Linked DNA regions of Homo sapiens: region 1 is linked to region 2. The links are chromatin loops, found by intact Hi-C in ENCODE. Cell type or tissue: CD14-positive monocyte. All regions are shown on one strand. Links, peaks and the distances in the headings refer to the core of each region. The heading gives the core; the rest is flanking DNA. Region 1 has its middle 13 kb from the start of TFCP2L1. Region 2 has its middle 96 kb from the start of TFCP2L1.

Region 1 (11,979 bases), core at 4,036-9,035, 110 kb before region 2:
AAATCAGGATTTGATTAATAAGGAAGAAAGGGGATGTTTATACTGGTGACCAAGAGCAGTCTCCACTCTGTCTTCTCCCTGGGCCATCTATCACCCATCATGTGCCCTTCCCATCCACAGAACACATGTGCCCTGCCCACCTGTCATCCAGTGACTGTAACCAGCTCAAAGTCCAGGGTCCCTGGGTGGTGTGTTGTCCTCTCCATCAGAGGGGGATGTATCTTGTTAGGGACCTGCAACTCATAATCTGAAAGATAAATCATCTGTCCCAAACACACCTAAAATACAGTGGTAGAGAAAGAATGGGGCATCCACAACAAAAACTCATTCAAAAAAGAGACACTAGGAAATACATCACAATCACCACCCCAGAATGTGATCACATCCTGAAGCCTTGCTGCCTGGGCAGTGGAGTGAGTCCCCTTGGCCAGCTCATGAGGCACTCCTGGGTGTGCCATCCATGGGGATCTTCCTGGCCCATTATCCCTCCGGGCCACGGCTGGTGTGGGCATTGAGGACATGCCCCTCCCAGAAACCATAATTAGGGCTTTTGCAATAGGCTTCCTGTTGGCATGAGTTCAGGGTCAGAGCCATGTGGCCAGCCTTTGATTTTCTATTTTTTTGTAATATAGTAAGTTTGCTTGCAGGGTATATTACTCTGGTCAAATCTACATGCAAGTAACCACAGGCCAATAGCTTGCTTCTCCCAGGTTTTTTTGTTTTGTTTTGATTGTGATTGATTTTGTTTTCTTTTGATTGTTTTGTTTTGATTGTGAAATGCATCATACATAAAAGAGTGCATATCATAGATATAGACATTTCAAAATGAAAACAAACCCCCATGTTCTCACTCCACCCCCCACACTTAGGTTAAGAAACAGAACATACAATTTAGAAGCCCGGGTCCCCTCTCCAGTCACATCCTCTCTCTCTCCCCAGGGGGACTTAAATCTTGATTTTGTATTAACCATTCCTTTACTTTTCTTTACATTTTCCCACATATTTACATATTTCTTTCTATTATATTGTTGAGTTTTTCCCCTTTTTGCACTTTCTACAAATAGAAAAAAAATCCTCCTACAACTTGAGTTTTTCCTTTCAACATTATGCTTCTCAGATTGAACCATGTTGATGCAGTGGCTACATTGATTCCATTTTCACTGCTAAGAAACGTTATGCCATTCTACAGTTGATCATGGGTCCTTACTGCCCCTATTTTTTTTTTTTTTGAGACGGAGTCTTGCTCTGTCCCCCAGGTTGGAGTGCAGTGGCACGATCTCGGCTCACTGCAGGCTCTGCCTCCCAAGTTCACGCCATTCTCCTGCCTCAGCCTCCCGAGTAGCTGGGACTACAGGTGCCCGCCACCATGCCCAGCTTATTTTTTGTATTTTTAGTAGAGATGGAGTTTTACCGTGTCAGCCAAGATGGTCTCGATCTCCTGACCTCGTGATCTGCCCGCCTCAGCCTCCCAAAGTGCTGGACGAGCCACCACGCCCGGCCAACTGCCCCTATTTTTATATGCACTGCTGCTCTGAAGATTTTTTGCAACAGATCCCTGGTTACATGTTCAAGCGTTTCTCCAGAAAATACAAATGTTTGTCAACTTAAGATAGGGTTACATCCTGATAAATCCATTGTTAACTGGAAATATTGTAAGTTGAAAATGCATTTCATACACGTAAGCTACCGAATATTATAGCTTAGCCTAGCCTAACTTAAATGTGCTCGGAACACATACATTAGCCTGCAGTTGGACAAAAACATCTAACATAGAGCTTATTTTATAAAGTATCAAATAGCTCATGTAACTTATTATTATTATTATTTAGATGGAGTCTTGCTTTGTCTCGAAGGCTGGAGTGCAATGTCGTGATCACGGCTCACTGCAACCTCTGCCTCCCCGGTTCAAGCGATTCTCCTGTCACAGCCACCTGAGTAGCTGGGCCACCACACCCGGCTAATTTTTGTATTTTTAGTAGAGACAGGGTTTCACCGTGTTGGCCAGGCTGGTCTTGAACTCCTGACCTCAAGTGATCCACCTGCCTCGGCCTCCCAAAGTGCTGGTATTACAGGCATCAGCCACCATGCCCAGTCTTCATGCAACTTATTAAATACACTACTGAAAATGAAAAACAGAATGGTTATGTGGATACTCGAAGTACAGTTTCTACTGAATGTGTATCACTTTTGCAGCATTGCAAAGTCGAAAAATCATACGTCAAATCATTGTAAGCATAAGTAGAGAAGGTCTGTGTATTTAGGAGTGGAATCACTGGGTCATGGAGTATGTACGTGTTTGACTGTTTCCTGATAGACTATTTTCTGCAGTGTTACATCAATGTACACCATCATATCCTGGCCGATACTTGATGTCTTCTGAAAATTTTTGCCAGTCTTTTGACTGAAATCTTATCTCAGGGCCAGAATTTTCATTTTCCTGATTACTAATGAGGTTGAGCTATGTTTGATGTATTTACAGGCAATTTGTGTTCCCTCTTCTGAGCAAATGTCCTTTCAATTCTGTTGCCCATTATGTGACTGGGTGGTTTGTTGCATTCTCATTGATTTATGGATAGTCTTAATATATTCTGGATGCTAATCCCATCACTATTATACTTACTGTAAAAATATTTTTTTTAGTCTGAAAATTTGGGGCTCTGTAACTGATGATCTCTGCCCTTTGCCCATCCCCCTCTGCCCATGCCTTGAGGTCATTTGAAACAATAAGTCCAGGTGGAAAGGCAACACCCTTAATTAGATCTTCCCAGTGGGCAGAAAACTCCTTCCTTCCTTCCTTCCTTCCTTCCTCCCTCCTTCCTTTCCTTTCCTTTCCTTTCCTTTCCTTTCCTTTCCTTTCCTTTCCTTTCCTTTCCTTTCCTTTCCTTTCCTTTCCTTTCCTTTCCTTTCCTTTCCTTTCCTTCTCTTTTCCCTTCCTCCCTTCCCCTTCCTTTCAGCTCACCACAACTTAACCTTTACAGCCCCAAACCCAACCTTCTCCATTCAGCCAATTCCCAAACTGCAGATTTCTGTAACTTGCAGCCCCCCTTTGAGATACCAAATTGGGATCGATTAGTATCAACTAGGATCTGATGGGTAATCCAAGGCTGAAGTGATGGCTCCATGATGTCTCCAGGGATTCAGGCTCCTTTTGTATTTCTGCTCAACGTTAGAATGGGCATCTAGCTTTCCCAACATGGCTGCCTGAGCTCCAGCCTTCACATCTCCCTTCAAAGCAGGGAGGAAGCAGAAAAGGCAAGGGCAAAAGGAGGCTGGTCAACTGATTTGGCTCTCTCTCCCATCTTCCTTTGCTATAAAATGTATTTGTATAAAGTATTAGGAACTTTTAGGTGGGAACAATCCTACCCAGATTTCACCACTAGGTTCAACAGAATGTAATGAGCCAGTGCTGTATCCAGTGTTAAACAGGCATGGCATGTTGCAACAAATGCTACACAGGACCACCTAATCTGCAAAAAAACTTATAACCATATTTTAAAGCTTCAGGAGGCAAAACTATTCCAATTCAAAACACTAAGAAACAGTCCCATCATGAAAACCAAAATCAACTTCTGAGGGTACCAAAAGGGGTACAGGACAAATGTGAGGAAAATCAGCATTTGTGGAGTTACAAATACGGGTTTTCTGTAAGACAGACATTAAAGAATTCAGTGACAAAGCTTGAAAATACAAAATAAAACAAAAGTCAGTGGTCATATAATTCAAAATTTACTTCAGAAAAGGCAAGGCAGGCCAGGTGCGGTGTCTCACGCCTGTAATCCCAGCACTCTGGGAGGCCGAGGCGGGCGGATCACTTGAGTTCAGGAGTTTGAAACCAGCCTGGCCAATATGGTGAACCCCGTCTCTACTAAAAATACAAAACTTAGCCAGGCCTGGTGGCGCAAGCCTGTAGTCCCAGCTACTTGGGAGGCTGAGGCAGGAGAATCGCTTGAACCCAGGAGGCAAAGGTTGCAGTGAGCCAAAATCGTGCCACTGCACTCCAGCCTAGGCGACAGAGCAAGACTCCATCTCAAAAAAAAGAAAAAAAGAAAAGAAAAGGCAAGGCAATAGAGTCAGCTTCTAGCCTGTCAAATCTTTTCTGCACTAACATTATCTACAGAAACACGTGGCCAATTTGTGCCTAGAGACTCCTATCATGCTGAATGGGGATTGTGTACAAACATGCTATGTACAAACCTGTGTACAGAACCAAAAGAATGTCCCCTGTCTCCCGTGGAGGTTATCAATAAACAGCAGGAAACCTCAAGCTTCATATTTTTGTTGCCTTACCAGAATTCCAAATAAATATTTCAGGGTGTGATTTTGTTTTTGAAGCTACTTCCCTCAAATATGTGCCCTATGGCAACAACTAACAATAATAAAAGGAAACCCTAGTTTGGGAAGCTGACCCATACAACACATCTGAGGGACCTTACCTTGGGGGACACACTGAGGCCAGCTCACCTGCTATGGAATCTTCCCCCAAAGCTCCGCCCATCAACTTCTTCTTACATCTCATTGGCCAGAATTTAGTCATGTGGTTAGCCCTCTCATTGAGGAGCCTAGGAAATACAGATTTTTTTTTAGCTGGGCACACACTGCTGACACCCCGTAAAATCAGGGTTTTGTTAACAAGGAAAAAGGAAATAAAAGATCTTAAGCGGGCCTGGCACAGTGGCTTACGCCTGTAATCCCAGCACTTTGGGAGGCTGAGGCAGGTGGATCACCTGAGGTCAGGAGTTCCAGACCAACCTGGCCAACATGATGAAACCCCGTCTCTACCAAAAATACAAAAATCAGCTGAATGCGGGGGCACACGCCTGTTATCCCAGCTACTCGGGAGGCTGAGGCAGAAGAATCGCTTGAACCCAGGAGGAGGGGGTTGCAGTGAGCCAAGATGGTGCCATTGCACTCCAGCCTGGGTGACAGGGCAAGACTCCATCTCAAAAAGAAAAAAAAAAGATTTTAAGTGGGCAACTCTAACTAGTAGGGGCAGAGAGGAATTTATCCCCACCAGAATTGCTAGAAGGGCTAAAAAAGCAGGTCCAGGCAAAGCTTCCAGAAACAACGCACTGCTTAATTGCTGTGATGAACCCCAGAAACACTGTCTCTGCTGCCTCCTATACCAGCAACAGACCACCTCCACCCATCCTGCTTCCTCATGTTGCTTCCAAATCAAAACCTCCTATGGGTGCATCTTATTGACGGAAGTTGGGTCACTGCCTGCAAGGGAGGCTGGGAAATGTAGCTTACCAAATTTTGACCTTAAGAAAAAGACAGGATTCACAGTTTTGGGGAGCCAGTGTATTTCACTGATTCTAAAACACACATTTTCCCCACATTTTCATGTCTCTGAAATCAGGATGCTTCTGACAGTTGGTGATGCCTCTGCCATTTGGCAGTTTGGTAATGTGGTTGACATTGCCTGCACACACATGAAATCTCTGCCTAAGACCAAGAGAGCATCTGCATTGAAAGAGTGCAGAGGGGGCATCAGCGGCTTGGAAGGAAATCCTGGGCCAACGGTGAAGCACTCTCTTCAAAAATGCTGCAACGCCAATGCTCATCAGGGCCCAGCGCACCGCCTATGGTGCCAAACCAGCAACACAGGCGATTCTGAGTATAAAAGGGATCCAGAAGACTCTGCAATAAATGTGGGTCCTTTTAAAATATATGCACAAGGGCTGGGCGCGGTGGCTCACGCCTGTAATCCTGGCACTTTGGGAGGCCGAGGCGGGTGGATCACCAGAGGTCAGGAGTTCGAGACTAGCCTGGCCAACATGGTAAAACCCCATCTCTGCTAAAAATACAAAAATTAGCTGAGCGTGGAGGCACATGCCTGTAGTCCCAGCTACTCGGGAGGCTGAGGCAGGAGAATTGCTTGAACCTGAGAGGTGGAGGTTGCAGTGAGCCGAGATCATGCCACTGCACTCCAGCCTGGGCAACAAGAGCGAAACTCCATCTCAAAAAATTAAAATATATGCACAAGAGAGATCTACACTTCACTAAATAGAAATGAGATCTTTCCTTTTTGCGACAGGGTCTCACTCTGTTGCCCAGGCTGGAGTGCAGTGGTACAATCATAGCTCACTGCATCTTCAAACTTCCAGGCTCAAGTTGATGCCTAAGTAGCTGGAGCTCATCCCTCATCCCCCCAAGTAGCTGGGACTACAGGCACGAGCCACCATGTCTGGCGATTGTTTTGTATTTTTGTAGAGACAGAGTCTCCCTATGTTGCCCAGGCTGGTCTCGAACTCCTGGGCTTAAGCAATCTGCCCGCCTTGGCCTCCCAAAGTGTTGGGATTACAAGCATGAGCCACCATGCCTGGCCTTAAATGAGATCTTTCAAGAACAAAATACAAATGCTAAATGATAAGAAAGCATTATGCCTGTGTTTAACTGTCTGCATTTCCTCTTACTGCTCCATAAAATAATGATGCATCTTACAATTGATGGCAGCTTAGATTTAATGAAATATCTGTCAACAAAGCATGGGGAAGAGCACAAAAGATTCTAGGCAACCGTGGCAAGTGCCTGCTGCATTCACAGAAAAGGCAATGAGGAATGGCATCCCTGCCTCTGACCACTGGAGGCAGCACAGTAGGAGCAGTCCAAGGACAGCTGCTGTTCTCTGATCTCAGCGGGGGCATAGACTACGTTTCTCCAATATCAGACCATGCTCGGCAGGCAACAGACACACACACGCCATCCATGCTTTTGGGTAGGACTGAACCCAAGGAAGAGAAGCAAACATTAACTGAGCACCTAGTGCGTATTTGGTGCTGTGCCGGGCACTTCATTCACAATATCTCACGTGAACCTTAAAACTTCCCTGGGAAGTAGTCCCATTTCACATGGAAGAAAGTCAAGATAAATGAGGTTAAGACTCTAATCAAAGGTAGGTGCAGTGGCTCACGCCTCTAATCCCAGCACTTTGGGAGGCCAAGGTGTGTGGATCACTGGAGCCCAGGAGTTTCAGACCAGCCTAGGCAACATAGTGAAACCCCTGTCTCTACAAAAAATATAAAACTTAGCCATGCATAATGGCATGCACCTGTAGTCCCAGCTACTCAGGAGGCTGAGGTAGGAGGATCACCTGAGTCCAGGAGGTTGACGCTGCAGTGAGCCATGACTGTGCCACTGCACTCCTGCCTGCATGACAGAAACCCTCTCTCCAAAAAAACAAAAAACAGAAAAACCCCAAAAAACAAAACAAAAACAACAATAAAAAAACGGACTAAACAAGGTCTCAGAACTAGTAAGTAACAAAGGCAAACTTGAAGCCAGGCTTGTCTTATTCCCAAGCTCAACCTCATTTCTTGGCAAGCTTTGTCCTCTCTTCTCTCTTTGATGGCAGTGGCAGCCCATCTGGAGAAGCCGCTGTGGGGACACCAGCTGCAGCAGGGGTGGTGCAGGTGGGGCTATGCTCTCTCCAGAGCTGGTGGGGCAGGAACAGGTGGGAGGCCTGCCCCCTACTGAGTTGGCAGGGTGGGACCCCTGTACTCCCAGGCATGGATGCAGCCACCCAGCCACAGCTTCAAACCGGGGCATCCCTGTACTCTCAGGGGCCTGAGAATCTCCTGGCCCCCACAGGCTCAGAAGTGCCTGCTCCTGCTCTCAGGCCTCTTCTCACTCCCGGGGCCTGCTGTGATTCTGGAGCAAAGTTGTGGCTGTGCCCAGGTGCTGTTGCAACCCAGCTGGCTGTGCACATGCTTGGCACAGAGCTGACACACCAGCCCCCTCCTCACCTCAGCCCCCTCCAGACCTTGGGCACTGACGAGCATGGGAGGGAGGCCAGGGGCCTGAGGGCAGCTCAGCAAGGGCCTGCAGTTGCCCCTTAGTGTGAACAGCCTGGGCACCGTGGATGACATGTTGATGACAGCAGGAAGCAGACAGGTTCCTAGGTGGGAAGGATGGGTCCTTGGTGAAACTCCACCTACAGGCCAGGGATGGCCTGAAGCCTGGGGGCAAGGCTGCCAGTTCTGGAGGAAGTCCACAGCACAGAGTGAGAACTTCATTGATGACCATTTGGCCAACTGGATGGTGCTTTTTCCAGGCCTGCCCATGGTTGACCATGGACCAATCAGCATGCACTTCGTCCATTCTGAGCGCATAAAAACCCCAGACTCAGCCAGACTCACACACAGGTGGGGATGACCTGCCTGCGGAAAGGAGCTACCCACTTTGGGTCTCCTGAGAGCTGTTCTGTTGTTCAGTGACGCTCCTCTCTGCCTTGCTAACCCTCCAGTTGTCTGCATACCTCATTCTTCCTAGATGCAGTACAAGAACTTGCAATCCAATGAATACTGGGACTGAAAGAGTTGTAGAACAAACAAGACTGAAGCATGTCCCCTGCTCACCACATTATGGGCAACAAGAAGGAGAGAAGAGCTGTGGCCCTTCTGGGAGCCCAGACCTCAGGGCTCCCCAAACCAGGACTGTGACAGGCTCTAACACCCTCTTTGGGGCTCTGCAGTTCCCAGTGTCTCCGAGCTTTCAGGTGCCATTACATTCCCCCTGTCCAGATGCTGGTGCCCGCAGCAGAAGCCACTTGTGGTATGTCTAGTCCACCCTCAGCCTGGCATGGACCCAGCGCCTGGAGATGCCCTCCCTGCCACAGTTGGTGCCCCTGGCTGTGAGCAGTGGCCGGACCCCACACTCGCTTGCTCACACACCCCTCAACACTCCCACCTGCAGGTGTGGGATCCCACCCTTAGCAGGTGTGGGATCCAGGCTGGTAGTGCAAGCCGAATGCAGCCTGCCAGGCTGAGTGGGAGGAATGAGCCCAGCAGGTGCAAGCAAAACCCAAGCAGAGGTGCCACCAGCCACAGAGGTCTCTGGCTGGTGAAGCAACACCCTAAGGATCCTGTGACATCTTAAGCCTGGACTTGTGGGGCTGTGAGGTTGTACTGAACCAACATCTACAGAGCTTAGAGTGAAGGAGAGGAGCACCTGGCCTACTCTTCTGGGCGGGTAGGGAAGGCTTCCTGGAGGAGGTGATGCTGAGCTGAACCTCATGAAAGTCAGTTAGGCAAACTAGGGCCAGGGAGGAGGACACTGAGGAGCAAGTGCTCTAGGAAGTGGGAACAGTAGAGAGGCAAAGAGCTGAGGTGTAAAAAGTACAGAAACTTAACAGCCTGTGTGGCCCCAGGTGGGTACAGACATGGGCACTCAGATGAATGAGCAGGTGGTACTTTTGGTGATTTTCCTCTAGGTGGTGCAGCCCCATGCCAGGTACATGGCTTGGTGAGAGGAGCACGGGCTGAACTTCGGGTCTCCTAGCCCCCACCTTGGCTAGTGCTTCTTGCAGAGCACAAACTCTGCAACCATATGCTGGAGAGCTGCTGCAGTGCATAGTGTGTGTGCTATTCATGAGGGCTGGCCCAAAGGACACAGTGACCATCCATTGCCTTCCTGAGCTAGAGCTCAGGGATGGCCAATGCCAACACTAAGAGATTCCTTTTTAAATTTTTTTTTTTTTTGGTAGAGACAGGTCTCACTATGTTGCCTAGGATGGTCTTGAACTCCTGGCCTCAAGAGATCCTCCTGCCCCAGCCTCCTAAAGCACTGAGGTTACAGGTGTGAGCCACTGTGTTTGGCCCCAATACCCAATAGATTCTTTTTTTTTTTTTTCCTTGAGACAGGGTCTCACTCTGTCACCCAGGCTAGAGTGCAGTGGTGTGATCTCAGCTCACCACAACCTCCACCTCCTGGTTCTAGCGATTCTCGTGCCTCAGGCTCCCGAGTAGCTGGGAGTACAGGTGTGCACCACCATGCCCAGCTAATTTTTTTGTATTTTTAGTAGAGACAGGGTTTTGCCATGTGGACCAGACTGGTCTCAAACTCCTGGCCTCAAGTGATCCAACCCACCTCAGCCTCCCAAAGTGCTGGGATTACAGGAATGAGCCACCGCACCCGGCTCCTGACAGATTCTTAATGTCTTCTCTCTGTGTGCAGTCTCTAGTTCCTCCCATTTGATTCTGGTCCCCAACACCCCATGACTGCATTTGTGTTTTGGTCTCTATCTCTTATGGTAGAGCCCCTTTTCACGTGTTGAGCAATCCACGATTACCTGCTCATATTGGGAGCTGCCCTGGTAGCTCAGAGTGTATGGGAGGGGCTGTTGACACATTGTCACTATAGGGTGATCTGGCTGTGCTCTTTCGCTGGGGAGCCCCCAGTGTGTCGAATTCTTCAAGAAAATTCTTCCAACTTCTTGTCTGACCTGTCCTTTCAGCTTGGTACAGCAGATGGGGCCTGGGTTTTCAAGCCGGACCACCCTGGGCCCTGTCCTGGCTCTACCGTCCTCCAGCTGTGCAAGTTTGGACAAGTTGTTGAATCTCAGGGGCTCGGTGTTCTCATCAGTGAAGTGGGTGTGATGACATCTACCTCCCTAGGATGTTGAGAGTTAAGCGGGCTAATGAATGGGGAGCACTTGTGTTTTCTCCCTCCTTGGCCTCAGCCGTGCCCCCAGCCAGGGGCTTTGTGTAGTCTCACTCACTGCTTTCCTCCATGTCTCTGGAGCCGCAGTCCCTGGGTTAGAGCTGCTCCCCGTGGCCCCCTGCAGAGACTGGCACCTGTAACAGGGCGTTTTGCAGAAGGAGGTGTGAAGCAGATAACAGGGTGTTTGTTTGGCCCTAGAGGGAGGGCACTGTGCCAAAGTGCATGTGGCCAACTCCACCCAGGGCAATTCGCTGTGACTACTGAGCAGGGAGCAGGGCAGCCCTTGTCAGAATGAGAATACTTGACTGCTGCTGGAAGGACTGATGGGAGCAATCTAGGCCGGAGAGGGAGGAGGAGGAGAGTCAGAGCAGGGTCTTTGCATTGGAGGGACTGGGGTTCAAGGCAGAAGGATTGCTTGAGGCCAGGAGTCAAGACCAGCTTGGGCAATACAGTGAGACCCCCTGATAGGGCTTGGATCTATGTGCCCACCAAATCTCATGTCAAATCGTAATTTCCCGCTCCCCAGTGCTGGAAGTGGGTGGAGTTCTCAGGAACGGGTTAGTACCATCCCCTTGGTGCTACTCTCGTGATAGTGAGTGAATGAGTTATCACGAGATCTGGTTGTTTAAAAGTGTGTAGCAATTTCCCCCTCTCTTTTCTCTTCCTCCTCCTCTGGCCATGTGAAACGTCTCACTCCCCCTTTGCCTTCCAGGATTGGAAGTTTCCTGAGGCCTCAGTGGACGCCAAGAAGAAGATGTTATGCTTCCTGTACAGCCTGCAGAACCATGAGCCAATTAAACCTCTTTTCTTTATAAATTACCTAATCTCAGGTATTTCTTTATAGCAATGCGAGAATGGACTAATACACCCCATCTTTTTTGAAAAAAAAAAATATATACACACACAAACATATGGCCAGGTGTAGTGGTTCATGCCCATAATCCCAGCACTTTGGGAGGCTGAGGCAGGAGATCACTTGACTCCAGTAGTTTGAGACCAGCCTGCACAACATAGTGAAACACCATCTGTAAAAAATAAACAAAATTAGCTAGGTGTGGTGGTATGCGCCTGTAGTTTCAGCTGCTTGGGAGGCTGAGGTGTAGGGATTGCTTGAGTCGGGGAATTTGAGGGGGCAGTGAGCAAGCTCACACCACTGTACTTCACAATCCAGCATGCGCTCTCTCTCTGTCTCTCTTTCTCTCTCTCTATTTTGTCATGCACCAAATAGCCCAGGTTGGATGGGAGCTATCTATCTATCTATGTATCTATCTATCTATCTATCTATCTATCTATCTATCTATCTATCTCCCACCCAGTCTAGGAGGAGTTGCTATACCCCTGAGTAGGTGGGGGTGTGTGTGTATATATACATATATATCTCATATGTAGGCCAGGCACGGTGGCTCATGCCTATAATCCTAGCACTTTGGAAGGCCAAGGCAGGTGGATCACCTGAGCACCGGAGGTCAGGAGTTCGAGACCAGCCTGGCCAACATGGTGAAACTCCGTCTCTACTAAAAATACAAAAATTAGCCAGGT
Region 2 (11,979 bases), core at 2,691-7,690:
AGGAAACGCTATCAGGTCCCTGGGATGACATGGGTCAATGCTCCCTCACTGCTGTGGCTGCTCCTAGGGCCGGATGCCAGACCCCCGCCACACTGTCCCCAGACCAGTGGAATACCTTCACAGCACATGAAGGGTTGAACTTGACCCCAAATTCAACCTGGTTTATGGTGTGAGGGATGGGCTAACCCAGGAATGAAAGGGGAAGGATGGCTTGTGTTTGCAAAGGGAGCTTCCTTTGCAAAAAACCAGGCCACTTATGCCTTACTCCAGAGAAACAGTCTCTTAGATTAGTTAATTAAAAATTCCTGAGGGCAGCAATCACAGCCGATTCAATTCTGTCTCCAGGGTCTGGCACTGGGTTGGGAACTTCGGAACACTCAATATTTATTGAGTGTGTAAATGAATGAAAGAAAGTGGCATTAAAAAAAACCAAACAGGCCCCGGTGTGTGATGTTCCCCTTCCTGTGTCCAAGTGTTCTCATTGTTCAATTCCTACCTATGAGTGAGAACATGCAGTGTTTGGTTTTTTGTCCTTGCGATAGTTTGCTGAGAATGATGGTTTCCAGCTTCATCCATGTCCCTACAAAGGACATGAACTCATCATTTTTTATAGCTGCATGGGGCCTGTTGTGGGGTGAGGAGAGAGGGGAGGAATAGCATTAGGAGATATACCTAATGTAAATGACGAGTTAATGGGTGCAGCACACCAACATGGCACATGTATACATATGTAACAAACCTGCACGTTGTGCACATGTACCCTAGGACTTAAAGTATAATAAAAAGAAAAAAAGAAAAACAAACAGGCTGTAATCCCAGCACTTTGGGGGGCGGAGACGGGCGGATCACGAGGCCAGGAGATCAAGACCATTCTGGCTAACACGGTGAAACCCCATCTCTACTAAAAATACAACAACAAAAAATTAGCCGGGCGTGGTGGCAGGTGCCTGTAGTCCCATCTACTCGGGAGGCTGAGGCAGGAGAATGGCATGAACCTGGGAGGTGGAGCTTGCAGTGAGCTGAGATAGCACCACTGCACTCCAGCCTGGGCGACAGAGCGAGACTCCGTCTCAAAAAAAAAAAAAAAAAAAAAAGAAAGAAAAGAAAAGAAAAGAAAAAACAAACAAAAAAACAAAAAAGGAAAGAAAGTGGCATTAGGTCTGTCCCCCCAGTGGAAGGTAAGCTCATGAGGGCAGGACAACATCTGCTTCAATTACTGCCCCACCCCAGTGCCCAGCACAGGGCCAAACACATATTTGTTGGATGAATACGTGAATGAATGAATAAGTGTATTACCTGTTTTAGAGTTTTCCAAACTGTGGTCTATGGATATTCTTTGTATTTCACAGTCAGTGTCCAAATAAGTTTGGGAAATGCTGTACATGGTAGTTTCCTGTCAGAGCCACTCCACACAGGAGCATACTGAAGGCTCTGAGAAGGTCTGCAGTGAAAAAGGTTGTTACATCCTATTTTATCCAACAGTTACCAAATGTATTCCCTCTGGCCCTCCATTAACTCAGGGACACCAGTGTGCCAAGGAAAACATTTTTGGGAATTGCTGCTTTAATTTGAGAATCTGAGTTTGAGGTCATTTAATCAGGGATGTCAAAGATTTGCTTGGGATGGGGCAAGGCGGGGGGCAATTAGATTGAGCACGGAGGCAGGAGAGGCTGCCCCTTGTACCAAGGACGTCACGATGTGTGCAGGGTGTGCCCAGCAGGAGTTCTGCAGGTGTGTGAGGGCAGAGTGACCACCCATTAGGAGAGGGACTTGTGGCAGGTTTTACAAAGGCTGTTAATCACAGGGCACTACTCCTCCCCGTCTTTCCTGAGACCCAGCTCCCCATGCTGACGCTGACCTCTGCTCTCCGTGCAACTTCACGGTGTCCCTCTGACCCCTTTGAATGCCTCTCCACTCTGCCTGGTGGGCTCTGGGCTAACACGCCTGTAAACAGGGTTTTCTCCTGGTCTGCTGGGGCTGCCCAGCAGGGGCTCGTTCTGGGTATCCGGCCAGAGGGATGGCTGGCCCTGCACTGTGGGTGTCTTACAGGGGGCCTCCCCAAACTTGAAGTGGAAGAGAAAGCACTAAAGACTCAGGCTGACGTGGACCTCACAGGCTACATGGGGGCAGGCACAGGGAGCTGGTCAGGGGCAGCCTTGGCCTGGTTCAGTCTGCGCCTTGGTAGACATTGAAGAAAATACCAGCTAATCAGGGCAAGTGACATGTGGGGCAGTGACAGTTTCTGCTGTGGGGCCTTGGGTTGTGTTCACAACTCATGCTCTATTTAGGAAGGCTTGTGAAGGTGAGACTTGGGGCAGAGGGGAGTGGGGGAGAGGAAGGTCTGGCTGCCTGACTCTTGAGGAGGGGCAGAGTTTTGAGGGGTTGCAAGAAGGGAGTTTAGAGAGTAGAGCCATCCTGGAGGGCTTCCTGGAGAAGGTGGGCCTAGGTGCATGGGAAGGGTGGGTGCCCATGCATAAGCAGAGTGGAGAGCAGGGCACTGCAGGCTGAGGCGTCAAACACTGGCACTAGGACCAGAAGCACCCATTCTTTTTTTTCTTTTCTTTTCTTTTTTTTTGAGATGGAGTCTCGCTCTGTCACCCAGGTTGGAGTGCAGTGGTGCTCGGCTCACTGCAACCTCCACCTCCCGGGTTTAAGCGATTCTCCTGCCTTAGCCTCTTGAGTAGCTGGGACTCCAGGCACGTGCCCAGTTAATTTTTGTATTTTTAGTAGAGACAGGGTTTCACCATGTTGGCCAGGCTGGTCTCGATCTTCTGACATCGTGATCCACCGGTCTCGGCCTCCCAAGGTGCTGGGAATACAGGCGTGAGCCACCACGCCCGGCCCAGAAGCACCCATTCTTGAAGAGCCCTGGGATTGGCTTGGAGAGGGCAGACTGCCATATGGTCAGCACGCTCTCCCAGACCAAGCAGGGCACTTGCACGGAGAAGGGGTCTTAAGTTTCCGGGTTCCCTAACAGGAACCCGTAACAAAGACTTATTAATGCCAGAAGCAGCCCAGATTCTGACCACTTACTACGAAGTCCCTTGGAGAAGACACAGCAGCTCCCAGCCCAGCAAGGCTCTGCTGTACCCTGGGTGAAAGTTATCACTTGTCTTATCTGTGACAGACACTGCTGGTTGTTTGCCCAGCCTCCCACCCACTGCCACTTCTCCTTGCCTTTCTCTACTACAGACCTAGAACACGAAATGACTCCACTGCCCAATCTCTCTTGAGGCTAGGAGTAGACACGTGATACAATTCTGGACACCAGGAGTTAGGCAAAAGCCCCCAGGGAAGAGCAAAGTTTTGACAAGAAATTTTTTGGCCCCTTTACTTCATTTCCTGCCTGGAATGTGTCTGTGAGTCCTGGAGGGGCAGCAGCCATCTTGTTACCATGCATCAATAAGCATCACGGAACAGGCTGTCCTAGTATCTGAAGCCAAACGTCTTCCTGCTTGCTGCAACATTAGATGAAGGAATGTCTCTGCTACTGTCACTCGGAAAGGGAGGGTCACAAAGGCAAACACTGGCAGTGCCCACGCCCGCAATGCCCATGGGGAGAGACTTTCCAGCCGGTGCATGTTCAGAACGCTGAACCCATTGGCAACATGGCTCTCGGTTTATCCAGCGCTTCTTTTAATCATTTATTTATTTATTTTTATTTATTTATTTTTTTGAGACAGAGTCTTGCTCTGTCGCCCAGGCTAGAGTGCAGTGGTGCCATCTTGGCTCACTGCAAGCTCCGCCTCCTGGGTTCACTCCATTCTCCTGCCTCAGCCTCCCGAGTAGCTGGGACTACAGGTGCCTGACACCATGCCCGGCTAATTTTTCATATTTTTAGTAGAGACGGGTTTTCACTGTGTTAGCCAGGATGGTCTCGATCTCCTGACCTCGTGATCCGCCCGACTTAGCCTCCCCAAATGCTGGGATTACAGGCGTGAGCTACCGCGCCCGGCCTATTTTTAATTTTTTTAAGAGATGGTCTCACTATGTCACCCAGGCTGGAGTGCAGTGGCCATTCTATTCACAGGTGCAATCCCCCTGCTGATCAGCCTGGCAGTTTTGAGATCCAGCTCTCTTTGCTCCATGTCCATGCTCACTAAGCAACCTATACAAATGGTTATTAGTTTTCTTATTTTATTTTTTTAGGGAGAGTCTCACTCTTGTGACCCAGGCTGGAGTGTAATGGCGCCATCTCAGCTCACTGCAACCTCCACCTCCCAGGTTCAGGCGATTCTCCTGCCTCAGCCTCCCGAGTAGGTGGGATTACAGGCACCTGCCACCACACCTGGCTAATTTTTTGTATTTTTAGTAGAGACAGGATTTCACCATATTGGCCAGACTGGTCTCGAACTCCTGACCTCAAGTGAACTACCTGCCTCGGCCTCCCAAGGTGCTGGGATTACAGGCATGAGCCACTGTGCCCAGCCCTGGTTATTAGTCCCCCAAATCAGGTTCCCAAACCTGTGGGCCAATAAATGCTGAGTGAATGAGGGAGCAGCCTTGCCTCCTCAACTGGAACTGGGGTCTTGAGGGTAGGAGCTGCATGTCTGCACTCCTTGCAGCCGGAGTGCCTGGTGCAGGGCCCGGCCCATGCACAAGGCTCTCGAGGGCAGGTTGAGGGTCAATGACTGGCGGAGGCTGGGCAGTGAGGTGTAAGGGGGGCACCCAGAGAACAGAAGTGCAGTTGTTCCTCTTTGCTGTCCACAGACACCTCGACTGGCCTCAGGGCCTGGGGAACCCTCAGCCCATTTCCGGAAGCACTGAAGATGCCTGTGTCTCTGGGACACCTGAGTCTTGGGCAAAGGACCTTGGGCTGTGTGCAGGGGCCATAGGTGGGTTTTCTACAATGGAGCCACTCTTTGAATCTGCTTTGTGTTTGCCAGAACCTTCCTGTCAGACAGTTTCTGAGTTCAGTTTGGCTCCTTGCCATCCAACTGTTTCTGGAGCCCTCTCGTGGGTAAAGATTAAAGTCTGGGTTCAGATTTGATCTCAGCTAGGGTTTAGGTCCAGGTTAGGGTCAGGATCAGATCTAGCCCCCAAGATAAAGTTCAGGTTTATTTTTATTTTTATTTTTATTTATTTGTACTTTTTTGAGACAGAGTATCTCTCTATCACCCAGGCTGGAGTGCAGTGACACAGTCTCAGCTCACTTCAACCTCTGCCTCCTGGGTTCGAGTGATTCTCCTGCCTCAGCCTCCCGAGTAGCTGGGACTACAGGCGTGCACCACCACACCAGCTAATTCTTTGATTTTTAGTCGAGATAGGGTTTTGCCATGATGCCCAGGCTGGTCTCGAACTCCTGAGCTCAGGCAATCTGCCCGCCTTAGCCTCCCAAAGTGCTGGGATTACAGGTGTGAGCCACCGCATGCAGCCTGGTTCAGGTTTACAATCAGGTCCACATGAGAGTCAGTGCTAGAGGGTCAGCTCCAGCTTTGGGTCATGTTCTTGTATATCTTGTGGGATGAAGAAGATGGGGTTGAGAAGGAGTCAGTTTTAAAGGGCTTGAGTGCTCACCACAGAGCAGCTCTGGGGCAACCCTGTCCAACTCTCTGACCTGCCCGTCCCCGTCTCTCAGCACCTGCTGCACTGCTCTGTGGAGGGCTGGTGGGCTCTTGTGAGTTTCTCCCAGATGTGTCTAGTCTGTTGAGTGATTGCACCACTTCCTGTGGGCAGGGCCTTCCCTTTACTTGGCTTTCTTTCTCCTTTGGGCCTCTGGGAGGCTCACAATAAGTGCTGACTGCATAAATAAAGTCAGTGTCCCAAGGACAAAACTCTCCCTCTGATTGAGACTTTTCGATTCAATTTAATTATGTTCAAAGATTTTAAGGAGGATGTAGGAAAATTTAGGACCTTTCTGCTACTTATGAGAGCTGTCCTTCATCTATCCATTCACTCATCCATCCATCCATCCACCCACCCACCCATTCATCCATCCATCCACCCATTTATCTGCCCATCCTTCCATCCATCTCAAATATTTTTTGAAATCTACCATGTTCTGAGACTTTGCCCAACCCACAGGGGATGAAAGAGACACGAGACTCTTCAAAAACGCGATCACTAGGTGGAATCAGAACAGCAAGCAGATTGTGGGTATAACAGGACAGAAAGGCATTCAAGTTCTGTAGGACCCAGAGGAAGACACCCAGCCTCACCTGGAGGCATCTTTATCATGCGAGTTTTTCTAAGGTTGAAGCCGAGTCTTGAAAGATGAGTAGGTGATCATTTATCAAAGAAGAGAAGAGCATCCCAGTGAGTAGAAACAGAATGTGCCAAGGCCCATGGCGAGAGTGTGGGACAGCCTTTGGGAAACAGATAGAGCGGGCATGGGGATGGCAAGGTGGCTGGTGAGGCTGGGCTGCCAGGCAGGCAAGAGGCTGGAGGACTCCATCCTGAAAGCCTGGGGAGCCACGGAAGGAATCTGATCAAAGGATCAGCCTGATACAAGTTGTGTTGTGCACCCATCATCCTGGAGACTTGTAGGGGTGGGCGAGCTTGGGTCTAGGATTGTGGTGGGAGGCCAGGCAGCAGGACAAGCATGCCCTGAGGATGTGATCGACACAGCTCTGACTCCAAAGTCCCCCACAGATGTGTGGCCTCTGAAGTCCTGGGCAGCCAAGGAGGGAGGTGGGGGAGGGCATCCTGGGGAGCCGCATGTGTGGGCTGAGCAGAATTTATAGCTGACTCAGGGACCCGCATGGGTCAATGGCTCTAGAGGGTTGTGTTGGGCAACCTGCAGCTTCAGCCAGAGGGCCAGGGACAGTGCTAGTGCATGGCAGGGGAGCAGGCTGTGGCCAGCCTCTCACCCTACTATGGATTCCCGCCCTGCCTGGGCCCCCAGAGCAGCTGGAGATGAATGAAGATGCTGTCAGTGGCCCTGCAGTCATAAAGGCCCTGGGGGCCATGTGACACCCAGAATGAAATGCCAGCCCTGGGTGTGGGGCGGAGGCGCCGCAGATCTTCAGGCTAAGGTGAAACCTGCTGCATCGATGAGTGCCTCTGAGCCACATGCGTTTGTTCAGGTGGATGGGATGAGGCAGCTCAGGGGGAAATTGAGGGCAGAGGGCTCGGGGTTGGGGGCAGTCAGGGTGTCAGAGAAGCTCGAGGGCGGTCCTCTGGGCTGCACCCTCGCCACTTCTGGAAAGAGGGAACATGTTGTACGTGCAGGACCTCAACCAGGAAACCCGAAGCTTGTTGATCTTGAGCGCCTCCCGGAATCTTGGCCCCAATTCTGGGCTCAGGACCCAGGGTGTGCATCACCCAGCCTGCAAAGGCTGGATCTCGGGGCTCGTGGAGGACAGACAGATTCTGGGTAAATGTGGCTCCATCCAGTGCCATCGCCAGCCGGGATGCCAGCGCCTCTTGAGGGACAGCTGCAAACTGCCAGGTGTTCTGATTCCAGCCACTGCCCCCCGCACCCCATTCAGGCCTCTGTGCTGGTTGTTAAAATTATTGAGCACCTTCTGGGTACCAGGCCTTGTGCAGAGCACATTATGGACTTACTCCATTCAATCCTTGGAGAAGTTCCTCAAGGGGTCAGCCTCATTTTACAGAGGACGGAATTAAGGGTTAGTTATCCAAGGAGTAAAGGAGGCAGAGATGCCAGCTGGGTGTGAGATGAAAATGGCCCAGGACTTCAATTTTTTTTTTTTTAAGAATGTCCTTCGTATTGCCAGGCACAGTGGCTCACCCCTGTAGTTCCAGCACCTTGGGAGGCCGAGGCAGACAGATCACTTGAGACCAGGAGCTTGAGACCAGCCTGGCCAACATGGTGAAAACCCTTCTCTACTAAAAATACAAAAATTAGTCTGGTGTGGTGGCACACACCCATAGTCCTAGCTACTTGGGAGGCTGAGGCAGGAGAATTGCTTGAACCCAGGAGGCAGAGGTTGCAGTGAGCTGAGATCACGCCACTGCACACCAGGCTGGGTGACAGAGACTCTATCTCTAAATAAATAAATAAATAAATAAATAAATAAATAAATAAATGCCCTTCATACCTTCATATGTCACAGAATAGAGGCCTGAGAAGTTCTCACATCCATTGTCTTTACCTGGGCTCACCCAAAATTCAGGGAGCCTGAGGCTTTTGGCTTCTGTATGGAAACTTAAGGGCGTGTGACCCCGGGGGATGGAGCGATGGACAGGAGAGTGAAGCTGGAGAAAGGAGGACTGATGGCAGATAGCACTGGTGGAGAGCCCTGGGCCCCAGTTCCCAGAAGCTGCACAAACTCATCCTGGGGGAGGTGGGAGGAGACTTTGTCCCGGTGCTCCTGCCTCCTGCCTCTCTGGTGGTGATGTGTGGTGCCCAGGCAGGGCGTGCTCCACGGGCACGCGCACAGAGCTGTCTGCAGACAGAGGCGCCTGGAGCAGGATGCAGGTGAGGCACAGAGGGCTTGCTGTGGAGCCGCATCTTGCAGCTGGGGGCACTGAGGCCTGAGAGGCTCTGACAGGCCATGCACTGGTGTCTGAACCAGGACCTGCTCGAGGTCACCTTCCTCCCAGGCCACTGAAGTGACTGTGGTGGTGAGAGGTAGGCAGCGGCCTGTCTGCCTATGTGTGTGTGTGTGTGTTGGAGAAACAGTATTTGGACTGATGTGCAGGTGGCCAGGAAATGGAGCACGGACACGGTCCTGTCTAGCAAGTTCTCAGGAGCATGTGTGCCCCATATAAAGAAGGTTGGCTGCAGGGCTGCCAGTCCAAGCCCAGAGTGTCCAGGCCCCCATCCCAGGATAGCCCAGCCCAAGCCAGGACATAGTGCCAGTCACTCTCAGGAAGAGCAGGGGACAGTGACACAGCACATGCCCTGGGCTGTTGAACTGTTCCCACTGAGTCCTCAGACAGCCCAGGGGCCCAGGGAGAGCAAGAATGATGAGTAACCAGGCTACGGCATCCAAATAAACACCACCCCAAACCCCAGACCAAACCACCTACAGAGCCTGCCAGCTGCAGCTGCCAGAGGAATCAATACCCATTGTTCTCCTAGACAAATGTTCCCTCTGCACTTTTGGCCACTGTGTTCCAAGGGATGGCTAGGTGTGGGTTTACATCATGTGGATGGACACAGCTTAATGGGATCTGTTCCTCAAATTGCTCCACCCCACAACCTCCCGCTGCAGGGTCATGAGTTGAAGACAGCTGCCTGGCTGGATCCGGGCGAAGAGCAGGCACCAGGCCTATGTGGACTCCAGTCCCTGAAAGCTGGGTGACCTTGGCCTTGGGTTCCTCGACTACTCAAGAGGGGTGAACATCTGCAGCTCTCGCTATCTCATAGGGTTGGCCTGAAGGTTACAAAGATTCCTGGGAAAAGCAGCCAGCAGGAGTAAAACACACAGTGTTACGGCTCCTTATCTAATTGCAACGGGAGGCATCCAGCTTAGGGCAAGGAGCGTGGGCTTCCCAGTCGGACAGGCCTGGGCTCACGCGCTGGCCTTTTCCATCAAGGCCTATCACCTCTCTCAGCTATGGGTCAGAGAAGTTAGCCTGCAGGACTGTTGGGAAAGTTGCAGCTGCATGCCTGGGTCTTAGCACGGTGCCATGGCCGTGAGAATTATAATGTGGCTGCCATGGTCCAGGCACTGAATGAGCTCAGAGGACCCCTTGCACAGTGCCTGACCAGGTCAGGCCAAGCATCGTGGACAGAGCCGGGGCCACATCCTCTCTGTGCTTAAAGGCCAAAGTCAGCACACCCACCTCTTCCATGGACCTCTCTTAAATTCTTCAAGTCCTCCTTGTGGCCCCTCCTCCAAGCTTCTAGATCCCATGTCACCTATTCCATTCTTTTTAGCTCTTAATCATGGCAGGGGACATTTGCTATTGGATGGAGAGGGGGCTACCCAGTATGTTTGCCCCCTTCTTATTTGAGAATAAGGCCCTATGATGTGAGTATTGGCAGGAGATAAGCCACCCACTGTGGAAGCTGAAGGGGCAGGCATTCTCTCACCTTGTTCCTGGGCAAATGGACCCAGATGTGGCTAAAAGGACACTTCCATCCAGGACTCAGACTTAGGTGGGTGACATTAAGTGGAGGGAAAATGAGATGCCATTTCCTGTGGCAGTGTCCACAGGTGGCAGCAGTGTCCACAGGTGGCAGCAGTGGCCCTGGTGTCCCTCTACGGCGGGAGCATGAGCTTCTGGTGGGCCTTCCCCACAGGCCTCCAGGTGGGACCATGGCCAAGCTTTTGCCCCTGGGCCTCCCTTGGTGGCTGCCCACTTCCTAAGCCCGTTCTCCCACCTTCCTGTCAATTCTCAGCTCCTCAGTCACCAGCGTTGGGTTTCTGTTGCTTGCACACCCAACATGCACGTTTGCCTTTGCATAACACCAGCTGTTCCAGGTGAGCAAATAATCTTCCCCACTGGACTTCACCCCCTGGGGGCAGAAATGCTGCCTTACACTGTGGTGTATCACCCAGTAAGTGCCTCCTGGTGCAGGCCATCTGGTGAGGGATGCTTGGACTCGGCTGCCAAACACATCTGCGATAGGATCCAGGTTCTATCATTTACTAAACTGGGGCTCTGAGTAGTTATTTACTCTCCATGAGCCTTGGTTTTCTCATCTATAAAATGGGCACCTACTTCCTAGGATCTTGACTTAAGAAAGTAGACATGAGTATTGTGATGGTGGTGGGGTTGGTGGGGAAGAGAGAACAGAATTTAGGCTGCTCGTAAACCAGCTCTCATGCTGGGACTGGTCTGGGAATGAGGACTGGGATGGGGGCAGGGGTGAGGCTCCAGGATGGGGGTCTGAGGGCCTATGGTGGGCAGAGGCAGGGTGCCTGGTAATTAATTCTATTTTTCTTATTGTTAGATTTGCACTTCGCCATCTTTGCTATTTAAATCTTAGTTGTTGATGGAAGTTTCCAAAGGCTTATATTGCCTCTCCTGAAACAAAACACGAGCTCTTTGAGGAACAAGACTTTGTATTTTCATCTTTGTACCCTCACAGCACCTAGTACGTTGTAGTTACTTAATACAGTTACTTAATACATATTTACTAATTAGATTCTAATTCTGCAGGGTCAGTAGGTTTCATGCTGCCTGGACTTTCCAAAAAGGATGTTTGCTGACGGGATGGCTTGTTGGAGGAGGAAGATTCTGTAGAAATTCAGTTCCCTTGTATGTTCCCAGCCTCTGGCAGGAGTTGGGGATAAAATTGAGCCCGTGGTACAATGGGGAGACAGGTAGGTATTTACTGTCATTACAGAGTCATCTGTGTTTAAATAATTATTTAGGAATGCATATACTCTGTTGTTCAGCCTATCCCTTAAGCCAGGTATCATACAAGTGCTCTAAATGTCTTCTCTCATTGAATTGTCACAAAGCTCTTCGAAGGTAGGTGTTATTATCAACCTGATTGTATAAAAGTAGAATTTGAGGCTTAGGGGCCTGCCCAAGTTCAAATAGCAAGTAAATAGTGGAGCCAAGGTTTGAACCCAGATGTGTCTGACCCCCAAATCCATTGCCCTAACCACTGCTTTGTGCTACCTTGATAGAGACAAACTCCTTGTTCAGGAAACCCAGAGGAGGGAATACCTGAATTGGCCAGGAAAGTCCAGGAAGCCTTCCTGGAAGAGGAGGTGCTTAGACTGAAATTTTAAAAAACCACACTTTTAAATGGACATGTTCAAACACCCGCAAAAGTAAAGAAGATATGAAATAAATCTTTAAGAAACGAGGCAGAGTTGGGGAACAGGTGCCTGCCAGAGTCCAGGATTGTTAAGCCTTGTGCATCCTGGGGACACTCAGAGACAGGTAGGAGGCCTTGCAGAGTGTAAGGTGTGACCAGAGGCAGTGTAGGGGTCAGATGGAGCTGCAGCGGTGGACACCCCTTTGGAGCTTGAGTTACTTAATTCAGAAGATGGCTGTTCCTTATGTTTGGACTTCCACCCATTTGTTTGGGGCAAAAAGAAAGCATCGGCACGTGGCACATGGCAGGTGAGGAAACGTGCTGTTTTTGGATTTCCCCAGCAGTGGGTA

The links. A loop is a pair of places that touch in the nucleus more often than their neighbours do. Peaks named below come from ENCODE experiments on the same cell type or tissue, not always from the same donor. Only the 100,000 strongest peaks of a DNase experiment are listed, where the experiment ranks them.
Region 1: a loop joins it to region 2, with 2.0 times the contacts of the local background. A loop is called at or near these places in 3 of 110 quality-filtered maps.

What each region holds. Positions count from the first base shown.
Region 1 is chr2:121,292,263-121,304,241 of GRCh38, reverse strand. No RefSeq gene overlaps it. Among named protein-coding and RNA genes, the nearest start is that of TFCP2L1, 13 kb to the right of the region's middle. In CD14-positive monocyte, for the core only: a CTCF peak has its summit at 6,615; no DNase peak of the experiment used is centred there.
Region 2 is chr2:121,182,831-121,194,809 of GRCh38, reverse strand. No RefSeq gene overlaps it. Among named protein-coding and RNA genes, the nearest start is that of TFCP2L1, 96 kb to the left of the region's middle. In CD14-positive monocyte, for the core only: no CTCF peak of the experiment used is centred there; a DNase peak (open chromatin) is centred at 5,669; H3K4me3 peaks cover 902 bases; H3K27ac peaks cover 778 bases.